2 separate regions of the Homo sapiens genome follow, and region 1 is linked to region 2. A link is a contact called in ENCODE Hi-C or POLR2A ChIA-PET data. All regions are on one chromosome and are shown on one strand. Each heading gives the region's core, a stretch centred on a gene start or an enhancer-like site at or near the end of the contact. The rest is flanking DNA. Distances are from core to core; before and after follow the strand shown. Region 1 overlaps LINC02547 (long intergenic non-protein coding RNA 2547). Region 2 overlaps USP47 (ubiquitin specific peptidase 47).

Region 1 (5,495 bases), core at 947-3,446, 130 kb before region 2:
AGAAGGTGCCTGGATGGTGCATGGACAGGCCAACCCCTCTCCCACCCTCCAGCCTTTCCCCATCGCTTCACTTTCAAGTCTCATGCAGCCAGCCAGCCAGGTTTAAACACCACCTCCTCCAAGAGGACTTTTCTTACCTTCCCAGTCCAAGTTAGCCTCCCCCACTGTATTACTCCATTTTCACACTGCTGTAAAGAACTGCCTGAGACGGGGTAATTTATAAAGAAAAGAGGTTTAACTGACTCACAGTTCCACAGGCTTAACAGGAAGCATGACTGGGAAGCCTCATGACACTAACAATCATGGCGGAAGGCGAAGAGGAAGCAAGGACCTTCTTCACATGGTGGCAGGACAGAGAGCAAGGGAATCTACCACACGCTTTTAAACCATTAGATCTCATGAGAACTCACTATCACTAGAATGGCAAGGGGGAAAACAGCCCCCATGATCCAATCACCTCCTACCAAGTCCCTTCCTCCACACGTGGGGATTACAATTCTAGATGAGATTTGGGTGGGGACAGAGAGCCCAACCATATCACCCATCAACTTTGTGCCCCTTATAAAGTTACTGACCAGTAACTTACTGACCTCTGGGTGTGTATATGTGTGTGTGTATATATGTTTGTGTGTGTGTGTGCATGTGTGTGTATGTGCATGTGTGTGTTTGTATGTGTGTGGATATGTGTGTGTGTGTGTATTTGTGTATGTGTGTGTATTGTGTATATGTGTGTGAGCGCCTTTCCTTGCACCAGCCCTGTGCTGTGCCGTGCAGTAGCCACTAGCCACATGTGGCTATTTAGGGCTTGAAATGTGGTGAGTCCAAATTGAGATGTGCTGTGGGTGTAAAATACACACAGAATTTCAAGCAGCATAGAAAACAAGAATATAAAATATTTCATTAATTTTCCAGCTCTTAGGGAAGTTGATGAATTTTAATTACTGAATTTTATTTTAATTACATTTTAAAATGACAAGATATTGGATATATCTTATTAAATGTATTATTATTAAATTTATTTTTATGGTGTTTCTTTTTACCTTTTTTTTTTTTTTTTTTTTTGAGACAGGGTCTCACTCTGTCCCCTAGGCTGGAGTGCAGTGGCATAATCATGGCTCACTGCAGTCTTGAACTCCTGGGCTCCAGCAATCCTCCACCTCAGCCTCCTGAGTAGCTGGGACTACAGGGCACACCACCATGCCTGGCTAATTTTTATATTTTTTTGTGGAGACAGGGTCTTGTTAAGTTGCCTAGGCTAGTCTTGGACTCCTGACTCCAAATAATCTTCCCACTTCAGCCTCCCAAAGTGCTGGGATTACAGGCATGAGCCACCACACCTGTCCTTCTTATTTTTTATTTTTTTGAGACAGGGTCTCACTCCGTCACCCAGGTTGGAGTGCAGTTGTGTGATCACAGCTCACTGCAGCCTCATCTTCCTGGGCTCAAGTGATCACTACCTTAGCTTCCTGAGTAGCTGAACCTATAGGAGCGTGCCACCACACCTGGCTGATTGTTTTTTATCTTTTGTAACAACGGAATCTCCATATGTTACCTAAGCTAGTCTCCAACTCCCAGACCGAAGCGATCCTCCCATCTCAGCCTCCCAAAGTCCTGGGATTACAGGTGTGCACCATCACGCCCAGCCAGCCTGTGAGTTCTGACAGCAGCTGTGCTGGGTTCATTGTTGTCACTCCAATGTCTAGTGCACAGAGTAGGAGAGGGAGGGGACAGGCACAGGGATGTCTGAGGGCTTCCCACGCACCAGATGCTGTGTTAAGCCTCATCCATCTCGTTTTGTCCTCCCAGGAACCCTGTGCCAGGGATGGTGGCGTGGCAGCAAGGCGGAGAGTAGGAGGGCTCATTTAGGCCCCAGGCTACGGTCAGGGGTGAGGGGACAGGTAGAGTCCTCTCTGCTTTGTAGGCCTCCTGGGTTTCTAGACAAGAGGACACCACCCTCCTGCCACCACTTTGCATACTTCCTGGGTCACCGTCTTCCCAACTGGGGCTCAGCCATGGCCATTGTGAAATTTGTTCTGTCTCCTCTCAGACTCTGCCTCCCACTCCCATATCCAGACACGTTCCTGCTAGTGACAGCCACATGACCCTCCCAATAACCACACGCCCAGCCTGGCAGCCTTCCTGGGCCTCAGGAGTGTGGTAACTTTGGAGAAGGGCTTCTGACTCAGGCAGCTGAGCTTGCTGCCAGGTGGGGACTGGCTCTGGTCTCAGTGTATCTCTGGGCCCCTTCCCAATCCCAAAATGAAAGTCCCTCTTCAGGAGTGTAACCATCCAGGAACCAGCCCTCAGCTCAGCACTGGGTAGTGTCTGCTCATAAAAATGGCCACAAGGTGGCACTGTTCCCACAGCCATTCCCTTCCCCCACGGCAAGACCACGGGTCACACCTGCATCCAACAAAAATATTACAGCTTTTGGAAGAGGTTTTCCCTGGACTGGTTGGTGAATTTCATTCTCAGTCTTCAGCTGCCAAAGGTTGTTTAGACTCGGGAATTCTGCTATAAAAAATGGTCATCTCTGAGTGCACACTTAAAAGTCAAGCAGGTTATGACTCATTGTCAATCCCCCTGCAAAGGAATTCTGTCCTGAGAGGCCTCGTGCACGCCTGACACATACAAGAGGAATGCACACACGTTAAGCAGAAAGCACGTGGGTCTTCCGTGTGCAGACACGAAGGCCGGGAAGAATGGCCCTACAGGTGATCTAGCCGTGTTCTGGTTTTCTTTTTTTGTTTTAGCCTTAGGATTTTTATTTAGGAAAAACAACAAAACAAAACAGAAGCCACTGCCCTGACTATGGAGTAGCCATTCTTTTATTTTCTTACTTTGTTAATAAACTTACTTTCACTTTAAAAGAAAAAGAAAACCAAAAAGACCTCACATAGAAGCCAAATAAGTAAAATGAGGGTAAAATTTGAAAAATATATGGTGGTTCTGGTTGCAGATGTGGGGATAAAAGAATCTCTTCCCAGTGAAGAATTTTCTAGAGCAGAATTTGAAATGTATCCATCTAGTCTCACTGGCTTATTTTATAGGAGAATAAACTGAGACTCAGAGAGGAAAATGACTTGTTCAAGATCACATACTACTTTGGAATGTTTTCATTTTAAATGAAAGTCTCAAAAGGCAGGTATTTTCACTGAGAAACAAAAACAGTTTTTATTTTCTCTGACATATGTCCAGATGCTCTTCAAGTTACGGTGACCCGGGGCACAGGAAGAGTACTGCCTGACACTTCTACACAGCTCTGTTCATTTCAAATGCTTTCAGCATCTGTTGCCCTGTCTGGCCCTCACAATACCCCTTAGAGTTTGGCAGGGCAAATGGATACCCCATTTGTCTGAGGCGAGACCAAGGCACAGAGACGGAACTGGGCTTGCTTTAGGACACAAAGTGAGTGAGTGTCACTAAAAAATAAAATAAAAGACTAGCATCCAGGACTCCAGCAGCAATCCTACACAATCGTCTAGAGTTAAGTTTATGCTATGTCAGGGGGGAAACAAACAAGCAAAAAAAAACAGACGAGGCTGCTCGGTATTGGTGCTCAAGTGATGAAAAAGAAAAGTGAGGGCAGAGGCTCCCTCGTTGAGAATAGAACCCCGCTTTCTTCAGTTTTACATTTCATGATGAGGCATTACAGCTGGTATATTGTAGGATTCTGAACATTCATTGAATGAATAAATAATCATGACATGGATACATACATAAATACATTTGGCCCCTGAGACAGGTAATTAAAATTCTGCACGAGTTAACACCATTTCCATAACCCACATGGACAGAAACTCTTGACAGATGTCTTGGAGGAGAATGGCTTTCAAGGTACAGGGAGATACGTTGGTCTCTCTCTCCTCTCTTTCTGAACAGTAACCTTCGGAGAAAGGCAACCTTCAAACAGTGCTGGATTCCTGCAGCATTTTTACTGTTCAAATCTTTTGTTTCTTCCCACTTACTAAGGATTTCTGTGCATTAAGTCTTGAGGAGTGCAGTATAGGGAAGTCAGCATATTTACTAATATAATATTTTGGAACTTAGACTTAAAACAAGAATATTTAAAGGTAGCCGTATGACGTTGAACAAGTTCTGGTTTGTAGTATAGGTGAGCAAGTGGGGAGGCAATGATTAGCAATTCAATTCTGCAAAACTTTACCAAACCCTCACATGCCCAAGAACCAGTGCTGCGTTAAGAGGGGAAAAAAGGATGAGTAAGACAAGCCAATGGAGCTTGACAGATAGATGGGACAAGACAGGCATGTAAATAACCACAAAGGAATGTTGCAAGCCTACCCATTCAGAACCATTAACGGTTTGGTATGCTTCCTGTTTTTTACTCATGGTTACATCATCAAACACATTCTTTTTATACATACAGTGCATCGTTTTTCCCACGATGAAAATGCAACCATGTTATGCGTATCTTTCTACAATCTTTCTGTGATATTAACGCACTGTGGGCAGCTTCACTCATTTTTTTTTTTTTTGAGGAACTTCCGTACTCTTTTCCACAGCAGCTGTAACTTTTTATGTTCCCACCAACAGTGCACAAGGACTCTCGTTACTCTACATCTCATATGGTTTGGCTGTGTCCCCACCCAAATCTCATCTTGAATTGTAGCTCCCATAATTCCCATGTGTTAGGAAAGGAACCCAGTGAGAGATAATTAAATCATGGAGACAATTTCCCCCATACTGTTTTCGTGGTAGTGAATAAGTCTCACAAGATCTGATGGTTTTAGAAGGGGTTTCCGCTGTTACTTGGCTCTCATTCTCTCTTCTCTTGTCTGCTGCCGTGTGAGATGTGCCTTTCACTTTCTGCTATGATCGTGAGGCCTCCTCAGCCACATGGAACTGTGAATCCATTAAACCTCTTTCTTTTGTAAATTGCCCAGACTTGGGTTTCTCTTTATCAGCAGCGTGAAAACAGACTAATACATAGCATTAGTCTGGTACTAGGAATGGGGCAGTACTATAAAGATACCCAAAAATGTGGAAGCTACTTTGGAACTGGATAACACACAGAAGTTGGAGGAGTTTGGAGGGCTCAGAAGACAGGAAAATGTGGAACAGTTTGGAACTTCCTGGAGACTTGTTGAATGGCTTTCACCAAAATGCTGATAATAATATGAACAATGAAATCCAGGCTAAGGTGGTCTCAGATGGAGATGAGGAACTTGGGAACTGGAGCAAAGGTGACTCTTGTTATGTTTTAGCAAAGAGACTCGCAGCATTTTGCCCCTGCCCTAGAGATTTGTGGAACTTTCAACTTGAGAGAGATGGTTTAGGGTGTCTGGCGGAAGAAATTTCTATGCAGCAAGGCATTCAGTAGGTGACTTGGGTGCTGTTAAAGGCATTTAGTTTATAAGGGAAGCAGAGTATAAAAGTTCAGAAAATTTGCAGCCTGACAATGTAATAGAAAAGAAAATCCCATTTTCTGAGGAGAAATTAAAGCTGGCTGCAGAATTTTTTTTCTGTTTTTTTTT
Region 2 (5,644 bases), core at 63-2,562:
TGTCTCAAGGCCACAGATTTTGTTTGGTCTCTTGAGATTCCTTTAATCTCGAGGCATTCCAGAGTTTGCCTTTCTTTCATAACACTGATATTTTTTGAAGAACAGAGGCCACTTATTTTATAAAATGTTCTGCAATTTGGGTTTGTCTGATGTTCTTCATTATTAGATTTATACATTCCTTGCTAGGCTACTATGACATTAGCAAAGATGTGCCCTTCTAAGGGTAGCATAGTCACAGGCCATGATGTACCTAACTTTCTCTTTGGTGATATTAGCTTTAATTATCTGGTCAAGGTATTGTCCAGTCTCTCTACCATATAGTTATTATTTTTACTCTCGCGGCTAATAAGCAATCTGTAAGGAGATACTTGGAGACCATGCAAAAATCCTGAGCCTTACCAAATCTTCCACCCTTGATTTTAACATCCACTTACAGATTCCTGCCTAAATCAAATTTTAATGTTTGCTTTCTGAACCAACTTGAAAATCTTTTTAATAGGCAATTTAAGCCCACTCATATTTGATATGACTGGTATGCTTGGTCCTATCTCAGTCACTACTGTGTAATTACTGTGTGTGTTAGGTAATATTTATTGTGTTCCTTTGTTATTTTTTACATTTTCTTTTGGTATTTAGCAAGGTTTGTAATTTTATTCTACAGTTACTTTTGCATTTATAGTTTTGTTAGTGTCCTTGGACCTCTTTTTTTCCCACCCACCCCCACCCTGTTTACTCTTTCTTAAGCTTTCAGTGTCTGCCAGTTTTAAATGGTCTCCTTTATTCCCCACCCACACAACAGTCTGTGATCTTATTCTGCTCTCCCTTTCTCTCCCCCTTCTAAAAAGTGGTATTATTTGTACTTTGTCTAACATGTAACATTACATACTACTCTGCTGTTCCCGTGTTCCCACCCTTGTATTTAGGCCTTAATTTAATATAGTAAGTGCTCACAGTTCTTTTGCCGAAGCTGCCCGTGATCTCTTGGTTGGGTTAAGCTCATCCTCTAATGAACTCCTCAATGGCTCATGGATATAATACCCAATGAGTTCCTGAATATTCAAACTTGTCTTTTTATAGCTGTCATAATTAAGAAACACTTGCCTGGCTATCAAATCCTTGGCTGGTACTTTCTTGAATTTCTGGAAATTGCTACTCTGTTGGCAGGATTTGCATGTTGTTCTTCTGAAATATGATGCCAACCCAATTCATCTTTTTTTTCAGATGAGGTCTTGCTCTGTCATCCAGGCTGGAATGCAGTGGTGTGCTGGCTCACTGCAGCTTTGAAATCCCTGGCTCAAGCAATTCTCTTACCTCAGCCTCCTGAATAGTTAGGACCACAGGCACATTCCACCACAACTGATAACTGATTTTTTATTTTTTTGTAGAGACATGGTCTCAATATGTTGCCCAAACTGGTCTCAAACTCCTGGGTTCAAGGGATCCTCCTGCCTCAGCCTCTCAAAATGCTGGAATTACAGGCATGAGCCACTGTGACTGGCCTCAATTCATCTTTAATAGTTTACTAAAATACATCTCAGAGTTTATCATTCCAGGTCCTTCAAAAGGTAGACTTGACATTTCCCTTATTCCCAGAAACTTTCTCTGAATTACAGTTTATCTATTAGTTCTGGTCCACTGTTTTATTTTTCTTCTTCACAGACTCCAATTATGTTGGACACCCTTTGCTGGTCTTCTCTTTCAATTTTTTTTTTCTGAGATCCTTTTTACTTTTACAAAAATCTCATTTCCATTCAATGTCCTTCATTAGATCTTCTTTCTATTTTCTCTTGAGCATTTTTTAATTTATTCTTCACTTCTAAGATATTTTTGTCTTTTTCTTCTGTTTCTTTCCTGAATTTGATGAATTCCCACTTCATTTCTTACAGCATTGTTTTTGTTTTTTAAATCTATTTCTTTGCTTAAGTTTTTGGATACCAGGTTTTGTTCTGCTCATTTGAGAATATTTAATTCAGTCAGAGTACCATGTTGATAATTCCAGAGTGACAACAGTTTCATATTCTAGATCTTACTGCTCCCCATATATTATGCAAAATGTAATTCTGCACATCTTTTTATTTACTTATTTGAGACAGGATCTCACCACGTTGCCCAGGCTGGTCTCAAACTCCTAAGCTCAGGCAATCCTCTGCCTTGACCTCCCGAAGTGCTAGGATTACAGGCGTGAGCCACCATGCCCAGCCTGCACATCCTTTTACACTATAATTTTCAGAATTCAGGATAGAATATAAAGAATTCTTACATCCTTAGTTCTCCAATCAAAAACAATACGGGTTATTCCAATTTTAGAGCTAATGCAAATAATCCAGGCACAGTGCAATCAAAAGGTATATGCAAGGAATGGTATTGCCTATAAATCCTTTTTTTAACCATTTATGTGTACATATGAATTATTCATCAATTAAAATCTACTTAATTTTGAATAGAGAAATGAGTGTTAAAACACCATACTTCAATTTTTACATGAACAAAAAAAGAAAGTAGATCCACCACTGAGAATTATTTCCTGATTTTGATGTACTAAGCAATTTTGGTACTACTGATATACAGGAACATGATGTTTTCCTTAAAAATATATTCAACTGTCTTTCCCGAATATATACTTTAACATTACTACTTTTTAACTAGGAAAAGGCCTATATACTTTTACCTAAGCTGTCTACTTTTTTTTTCATTGAAACTTTTGAGATAATTGTAAATTCATATGCAATCGTAAGAAATAACATACAGAGACCTCTTGTACACTTCCCCCAGTTTACTGGAAACATTTTGCAAAACTATGGCATATCATAACCATGATATTGGCATTCATACACCTATCTAATTCAGATTTTCCCAGCTTTAGTGCACTCATTTGCCTGTGTATATGTGTCTATTAAGTTCCATACAATTCTATCACCTGTAGAGGTTCATATATTCAACACCCGTCAAAAGACTGAACAGTTCCTATGCAAGGATAACTTGTGCCACCCTCTTATAGCCACAACCACCTGCTTCTCCTCTCCCTGCTCCCACCAAATCCGTAAGACCTGGTAATGGTTAATCTGTCCCACAGTTCTAAAAGGTTGTCATATCAAAAGTATTACATAAATGGAATCATAAAGTATGTAATAACCTTTTGAGATTGGCTTTTTTCACTCGGAATAATTCCCTGGATATTCTTTCAAGTTTTTGTGTTTATTAATAGTTTGTTCCTTTTTATTGCTAAGTACTATTTCATGGTTTGTATGAACCACAGTTTGTTAAACCATTCACTTACTGAAGCAGATATGGGCTGATTCCAGTTTTGAATATTAAAAACAAAGATGGAATAAATATTTGTGCACAGGTTTTCATGTAAACATAAATTTCAATTTTTCTGGGATAAATGACCAATAGTTCAATTGCTAGAGTTTATGGTAACTGCACGTGTCATTTTATAAGAAACTACCCATAACATTTCACATTCCCACCAGCAGTGTATGTGTGATACAGTTTCTCCACATAGTCACCAGATTTCCATGCTGTCATTATTTGTAGCCATCTGGCAGGTAAAGAATAATATATTCATTATGGTTTGAATTTGCATTTCCCTAATAGCCAGCAATGTTGAGTATCTTTTCTGTATTTGACATTTGTATATCCTCTTTAATGAAATGTTATGTCTTTTGCCAATTGTCTAGATGAATTTTTCTAAACTGATGTCTTGAGAGTACTTTATATATTCTAGATATGAGTCCTTTGTCAGATAGACAGCTTGCAAATATGTCTGGAGATTCTCTTTATCATATGGGCTTTCAGAGAGTAAATATTTTTAATTTTAATGTTTGCTAATTGTCCCTTTTGTAGACTGTACTTTTGGTAGCAAATCTAAAAACTCTTTGCTTAGCCCAGATCTGGAAGACTTTCTCCTATGTTTTTTCTAAAAGTTACATAGTCTTACATTTTACATTTAAGTTTATGACCCATTTTGAGTTAATTTTTGTATAAAGTCATTTAAGTCAAGGTTCATTTTTGTGATATGGATGTCCAGTTGTTCCATCACCATTTGTTGGAAACACCATTTTTCCTCCATTGACTTGCTTTTGTGTCTCAGTCAATAATTAGGCATATTTGTGTGGATCTATTTCTGGGTTTTCTATTCTACTCCACGGATCTATTTGCCTACCCCTCTACCAATATCACATAGTCTTGATTACTATAGCCATATAATAAGTCTTTTTGGCTAAGTAGTATTCCATTCCAAATCATGTAGACTGGTAACTTCCACTTTATTTTTATTTTTGAAAACTCTTAGCTATTCTAGTTTCTTAGGCTTCCATATACATTTTGGAATAAGCTTGTATATGTCCTCAAAAAATCTTGCTGGACTTTGACAGGAACTGCATTAAGACTATGTAATTATCTTTACTATATTGAATCTTCCAATTAATAAGTACAGTATGTTTCTCCATTTATTCTTTTCAAAGTTTTTTTGACACATAATACTGTAAATATTTATGAAGTACATGTGATACTTGATACATGCATAGAATCAAGTCAAGCTATTTAGGATATCCATCACCTTGAACATTTACCATTTCTTTGTATTGGGAACATTTAAAATCTTCTATTCTAGCTATTTTGAAATACACAATATATTGTTAACTATAGTCACTCTAATCTGCTCTCAAACACTAGAACTTACTGATTCTATCTAACTGTATGTTTGTACCTATTAACCAACCTGTCTTTATCCCCGCCTCTCTCAAACACACTGTTCCCAGCCTCTGGTAACTACCATTCTACTCTCTACCTTCATGAGATCAGCTTTATTTTTAGTTCCCACATGTAAATGAGAACATGTAATATCTGTCTTTCTGGTCCTAGCTTATTTAACATAATCTTTTCAAAGTTTTGTAGTTTTGAACACATAGGTCCAGTACATTTTTTGTTGGATTTCCATCTTTTTTCTTTTTGCAAAATTATAAATGGTATTGTATTTTAAACTTCACTTTCTACATGTTCATTGTTAGTATCTTGAAATACAATTTATTTTTTATGTTATTTTTATCCTGCTACCTTGCTAAACTCACGTATTAGTTCAGGTGTTGTTTTTTTTTTTTTTTTTTTGTACAAGGGATTTTCTACATAGATAATCATATCACCTAAAAATACAGACAATTTTATTTCTTCCTTTAGTAGTGCTTTTCATTTCCTCTTCTTACCTTACTGTGTTGGCTAGGACTTCTAGGACTATGCTGAAAAGGAGTGGTAGGAGCAGACATCCTTGCCTAGACAAGCGTGCCATTCCCTAGGAAGAAAGCAGTCTCTCACAATGAAGTATGATGTTAGCTATAGATATTTTAGATACGTTTTTTAATCAAGTTGAGGAAATTTCCCTCTATTCCTAGTAATCTGAGTTATTATAAGTGAATTTTGAATTTTATTAAGCACCTTTTCTAAATCGATATGATCATATGAATTTTCTTTTTTGGCTCGTTAATATGGAAGATTATACTCATTGATTTTTAAAATACTGACCAGTCTTGAATCCCGGAAATCAATCCTAGTCACAATATATAATTCTTTTTATAAATTGCTTAATTCCATTTGCTAATATTTTGGAAAGAATTTTACCAACTACACATATAAGGGATACTGTTTT

The links. A loop is a pair of places that touch in the nucleus more often than their neighbours do. ChIA-PET counts read pairs that join two places held with the same protein, here RNA polymerase II (POLR2A). Pooled maps may share reads with other maps.
Region 1: a map of upper lobe of right lung shows a loop between it and region 2 (2.6-fold over the local background). The contact joins two enhancer-like sites. A Hi-C loop is called at or near these places in 6 of 168 maps with a recorded cell type or tissue (Right ventricle myocardium superior, gastrocnemius medialis, heart right ventricle and 3 more) and 1 of 50 pooled maps. POLR2A ChIA-PET finds 5 or more read pairs at or near these places in 1 of 52 experiments (MCF 10A).

The regions. Positions count from the first base shown.
Region 1 is chr11:12,041,277-12,046,771 of GRCh38, reverse strand. The region is part of intron 1 of LINC02547 (long intergenic non-protein coding RNA 2547); the gene reads right to left. Among named protein-coding and RNA genes, the nearest start is that of LINC02547, 13 kb to the right of the region's middle. Within about 2 kb of position 2,196, at least 27 of the 41 ENCODE cell types and tissues checked have a DNase peak (open chromatin) inside an H3K27ac peak, as active enhancers do.
Region 2 is chr11:11,912,724-11,918,367 of GRCh38, reverse strand. All of the region lies in intron 8 of USP47 (ubiquitin specific peptidase 47), which reads right to left. Among named protein-coding and RNA genes, the nearest start is that of USP47, 74 kb to the right of the region's middle. Within about 2 kb of position 1,312, at least 3 of the 41 ENCODE cell types and tissues checked have a DNase peak (open chromatin) inside an H3K27ac peak, as active enhancers do.